2 separate regions of the Homo sapiens genome follow, and region 2 is linked to region 1. Evidence: chromatin loops called from intact Hi-C (ENCODE). Cell type or tissue: heart left ventricle. All regions are shown on one strand. Each heading gives the region's core, and the rest is flanking DNA. Links, peaks and the distances in the headings are about the cores only.

Region 1 (2,912 bases), core at 187-2,686:
ATGTAATTACAGGGATTGACAATCAAACACATACAACATACTGAAACCATGGACTATGTGTAGCATTAGACAGAAACAGGAAGCACCCAGGATAGGGAAATGGCTGCTTCCTGGAGTCTCTCCACTGCCACTCACCACTGCCACACTGGCTGCTCAGATATGTGGTTAAGAAGCCAAGGCTCACGTGCCCAAGAGTGTTCTGCCCAGGAGGGGAAAAATTCTTTTTCCTTCTACTCATTTTAGATTTACAGGCTGGGCCCTGTAAATTAGATTGACAAAAGACAGATTAACAAGATAAAAACGTTTTTATTTTATTTTATTTATTTTTTATTTTTTTATTTGTATTATTATTATTTTTTGAGACGGAGTTTCGCTCTTGTTGTCCAGGCTGGAGTGCAATGGTGCCATCTCAGCTCACCGCAACCTCCGCCTCTCAGGTTCAAGTGATTCTCCTGCCTCAGCCTCCCGAGTAGCTGGGACTACAGGCATGCGTCACCATGACCAGCTAATTTTGTATTTTTAGTAGAGATGGGGTTTCTCCATGTTGGTCAGGCTGGTCTCGAACTCCCAACCTCAGGTGATCCGCCCGCCTCGGCCTCCCAAAGTGTTGGCATTACAGGCGTGAGCCACCGTGCCCGGCCAAGAAAAAGTTTATTTTTATTTATTTATTTATTTATTTTTGAGACGGAGTCTTGCTCTGTCACCCAGGCTGGAGTGCAGTGCAGTGGCCCCATCTCAGCTCACTGCAAGCTCTGCCTTCTGGGTTCACACCATTCTCCTGCCTCAGCCTCCCAAGTAGCTGGGACTACAGGCGCCCGCCACCACGCCCAGCTAATTTTTTTCGTATTTTTAGTAGAGACGGGGTTTCACCTTGTTAGCCAGGATGGTCTCGATCTCCTGACCTCGTGATCCGCACGCCTTGGCCTCCCAAAGTGCTGGATTACAGGCGTGAGCCACCGCGCCTGGCCGAAAAAGTTTTTTAACATGTGCTGCCTGTATACACATGGGAGCATTCAGTGATGAGTAACTAAAAAGGGTGGCTAGAACTGGGGCTTGTCCAGCATCTTAACAAAATGATGAAGGGAAACAGTGACGGGTTAGTCAAAGCACATAAAATGGAGTCGGGAGGCCATTTCGGTTTGGACCTCAGGCCTGTCTTTTTAAAAAAAAAATTAAATTAATTATTTATTTATAGAGACAAGGTCCTACTACGTTGCCCAGGCTGGTTTAGAACTCCTGGGCTCAAGCAATCCCCCTACCTCTGCCTCCCAAAGTGCCAGGATTACAGGCATGAGTCACGGCGCCCAGCCACCCCACGCATGTCTTAAGCAGAGAACTTCCTGGCTAAACAACTGCCAAAACATCTGTGACTGCTTCCTGCTGAGCTGGGAAGTCCCCAGGAACAGGCCACCTTTTAAACAATTACAGCCTGTCTCCTGACTCCAAGACTGCTTTAGATACGATCACACTGATCATAATAGTTGAAAAACAACTTTTTTTTCCCTTCCCTTTCCTCCTTGCCTTTCCTCACCTCTTCCTTCCTCTCTTTCCCACCACCTCCCTTCCCTCTCCCCACGTTCTCACCCCCTCCCTACCTCATCTCCTATTGTCTTTCAGTATTGATGGAGCTGACATCTGACGGTGTGGGAGGCCTATGTGGATCCCAAGCCCTTGGTCCCTTGAAAAGTACAGCCTGAATCTTCATCCTGCCCCCCCACTGCAGCCCAGCCTGCAATGTCACTTATAAAGCAAACTCAACTTTGGTGTCTCCTCCTTCTCTTGTAGCTGTCACCACAGGTCTGGGTCCAACAGACCCTCTTGGCATCTGGTGGGCAGGGGAGGAGCCACTTGACTTCAAGAAGGTGTGTGAGCCACTGTCCACCTTCAGCATCCAGTCTCAGCCTGTGGAAGTCCTTAAGTTCTTTTTCTTTCCAGGCCCTGGGCTGAGGTGGTTAGTGAAGGAGAAACTGGAGAGACAGCAACTGCTTTGCTCTCGCCTCCCCTTCCCTTGCCAGGTCACACTGTGCTTTCACTCACCCAGTACCTGGTATTCTAGTGCCTGCCTTTCCAACCTCCCAGCTGACCCCAGGCCTGTTTATCTGCAGGATGAGAATGCTCCCATCTGCCCTGCATCTCCTGTGCTTCCTGGAAGATTTAGAGGAGCTTGGAAATGTTAGGTGCCGTGGACTTTTAAAGTTCCATTTTGCAAATGGGAAACCCACCTCCCCAAAGCCCCAGACCTAGCGAAAAACAACTTTTCTAGTCGCCCCTTTCCTGATTCATCCTTTTTTTCTTTTAAGGCCCGAGTCTCTTTTTTGATTTCTGGAGCACTTCTCAAGGTAACCTGGAAGTGTTTTCAGACTGCAGTCACTCACATTTGGCTCAGATAAATTATTTGACGTTTAAACCATGCCTCAGTTTTTTCTAGCTTCATAAGAAAGAACATTTGTAGAGAAATGATAATACAAAGGAAAACGACTTTAAGTTTCTAGGGTGATAAATTGTGGGAAAGTAAATATGTTTAAATGGGGGAACTAATAGATGGTAAGAGCTAGTTAATGAAGTTTGAAATGTAGATTCCTCTGGTGTCATCTCTGGGCTGATAAGAATCTACAGTTGTCTCCAGTGATTAACTTTGGTCCTTCCTGGTAGAAAGGGAAGGGCAGACACCTTTAAAAATTTTTGTCCTGGTGAACCAGGCGTGGTGGCTCACGCCTGTAATCCCAGCACTTTGGGAGGCCGAGGCGGGTGGATCACGAGGTCGGGAGATCGAGACCATCCTGGTTAACACAGTGAAACTCCCTCTCTACTAAAAATACAAAAAACAAAATTAGCTGGACATGGTGGCGGGCGCCTGTAGTCTCAGCTACGTGGGAGGCTGAGGCAGGAGAATGGCGTGAACCTGGGAGGTG
Region 2 (2,912 bases), core at 118-2,617, 51 kb after region 1:
AAAAAAACCTTCCTTTCAAAATATTACTACTCATGGACAATGTTCCTGGTCACCCAAGAGCTCTGATGGAGATGTACAAGAAGGTTAATGTTGTTTTCATGCATCCTAACATATCCACTTAGCAGCCCATGAATTAAGGGGCAATTCTGACTTTCAAGCCTTCTTATCTAAGAGATACATTTTGTAAGACGATGGCTGCTACAGATAGTGATTCCTCTGATGAATCTGGGCAAAGTGGATTGAAAACCTTTTGGAAAGGATTCACCATTTTAGGTGCCATTTGATTCATGTAAGTAGGTCAAAATATGAACATGAACTGGAGTTTGGAAGAAATTGATTTTAATCTTCATGGATGACTTTGAAGAGTTCAAGAGTTCAGTAGAAGAAGTAACTGAAGATGTAGTGGAAATAGCAAGAGAACTGGAATTATAAGTGGGGCCTAAAGATGTGACTGAATTGCTTCAATCACATGCTAAAAAAAGCTTTAATGGATGAAGAGTTGCTTTTTATGGATGAGCAAAGAAAGTGGTTTCTTGAGAGGGAATATATTCCTGGTGAAGATGCTGTGGATATTGTTGAAATGATAATGAAGGATTTAGAATATTCCATAAATTTAGTTGATAAAGCACCTTTAAAAGGATTTATTACAATTTTGAAAGAAGTTCTACTATGAGTAAAATGCTATCAAACAGCATAACATCCTAGAGAAATCTTTTGTGAAAGGAAGAGTCCACCACAGCCAGCATTATACTGATTGGGGAAAAGTTGAAAGCATTCTCTCTGAGAACTGGAACAAGACAAGGATGCCCACTTTTATTACTTCTATTCAACATAGTACTGGAAGTCCTAGCCAGAGCAATCAGACAAGAAAAAGAAACAAAGGGCATCCAAATCAATAAAGTGGAAGTCAAACTGTCCCTGTTCAGTAAAGTTTCAGAATACAAAATCACTGTACGCAAATCCGTAGCACTGCTATACACCAACAGCAACCAAGCTGAGAATCAAATCAAGAACTCAATCTCTTTTGCAACATTGCTGGAAAAAACAAAACAAAACAACAAAAGCAAAACAAAACAAAACAAAACCAAAAAAGCCACAAAATACTTAAGAATATACTTACCAAAGCAGGTGAAAGGCCTCTGCAAGGAATATGCTGAAAGAAATAACATGCTGAAAGAAATAACATAAACAAAACATGCTGAAAGAAATAATAGATGACACAAACAAATGGAAACATATCCCATGCTCATGGATCAGTAGAATCAATATTGCGAAAATGAACATACTGCCAAAAGCAATCTGCAGATTCAATGCAATTTCCATCAAAATACCATCATCATTCTTCACAGAACTAGAAAAAAAGCTGGGCGCGGTGGCTCACGCCTGTAATCCCAGCACTTTGGGAGGCAGAGGTGGGCAGATCATGAGGTCAGGAGATCGAGACCATCCTGGCTAACACAGTGAAACCCCGCCTCTACTAAAAATACAAAAAATTAGCCGGGCGTGGTGGCGGGCGCCTGTAGTCCCAGCTACTTGGGAGGCTGAGGCAGGAGAATGGCGTGAACCCGGGAGGCGGAGCTTGCAGTGAGCCGAGATTGCGCCACTGCACTCCAGCCTGGGTAACAGAGCGAGACTCCGTCTCAAAAAAAGAAAGAACTAGAAAAAAAATTCTAAAATTCATATGGAACCGAAAAAGAGCCCGCATAGCCAAAGCAATACTACATAAAAGGAATAAATCTGGAGGCATCACATTACCCAACTTCAAGCTATACTCCAAGCCTGTGGTTACCAAAACAGCATGGTACTGGTATGAAGAAGATAGGAACATAGGACCAGTGGAACAGAATAGAGAACCCAGACATAAAGCCAAATACTTACAGCTATTTGATCTTCGACAAAGCAAACAAAAACATAAAGTGGGGAATGGACATCCTATTCAACAAATGGTGCTGGGATAATTGGCAAGCCACATGTAGAAGAATGAAACTGGATCCTCATCTCTCATCTTACACAAAAATCAACTTAAGATGGATCACAGACTTAAATCTAACTCCCGAAACCATAAAAATGCCCTAGAAGATAATATCAGAAAAACTCTTGTAGACATTGGTTTAGGCAAAGAGTTCATGACCAAGAACCCAAAAGCAAATGCAACAAAAACAAAAATAATTAGATGGGACCTAATTAAACAAAAAAGCTCTGCACAGCAAAAGAAAGAATTAACAGAGTAAACAGACAACCCACAGAGTGGGAGAAATTATTCACAAACTATGCATCCAACAAAGGACTAGTATTGAGAATCTACAAGTAACTCAAATAAATCAGCAAGAAAAAACCAAATAACACCATCCAAAAGAGGGAAAAAGACATGAACAGACAATTCTCAAAAGAAATATACAAATGGCCAACAAACATATGAAAAAATGCTCAACATCACTAATTATCAGGGAAATGCAAATTAAAACCACAATGAGATACCAGCTTACTCCTGCAAGAATGCCCATAATTAAAAAATCAAAAACTAATAGATGTTGGCATGGATGTGGTGAAAAGGGAACACTTCTACACTGCTGATGGGAGTGTAAAGTAAATGCAAACGCATTTACCACTACAGAAAACAGTGTAGAGATTACTTAAAGAACTAAAAATAGAACTACCATTCCATCTAGCAATCCCACTACTGGGTATCTACCCAAAGGAAAAGAAGTCATTATATGAAAAAGACACCTGCATGTGCATGGTTACAGCAGCACAATTCACAATCGCAAAGATATGGAACCAACCTAAGTGCCCATCAATCAATGACTGGATAAAGAAAATGTGGTATATATGCACCATGGAATACTACTCAACCATAAAAGGGAACGAAATAATGGCATTTGCAGCAACTTGGATGGAGCGGGAGGCCATTA

The links. Peaks named below come from ENCODE experiments on the same cell type or tissue, not always from the same donor. Only the 100,000 strongest peaks of a DNase experiment are listed, where the experiment ranks them.
Region 2: it touches region 1 in a loop (2.1-fold over the local background); 7 of 110 quality-filtered maps call a loop at or near these places.

Annotation. Positions count from the first base shown.
Region 1 is chr12:31,873,970-31,876,881 of GRCh38, reverse strand. No RefSeq gene overlaps it. Among named protein-coding and RNA genes, the nearest start is that of LINC02422, 12 kb to the left of the region's middle. RefSeq lists an enhancer at 1,173-1,467. In heart left ventricle, for the core only: no CTCF peak of the experiment used is centred there; DNase peaks (open chromatin) are centred at 1,311 and 1,692; H3K27ac peaks cover 1,642 bases.
Region 2 is chr12:31,823,352-31,826,263 of GRCh38, reverse strand. No RefSeq gene overlaps it. Among named protein-coding and RNA genes, the nearest start is that of H3-5, 33 kb to the right of the region's middle. In heart left ventricle, for the core only: no CTCF peak of the experiment used is centred there; no DNase peak of the experiment used is centred there.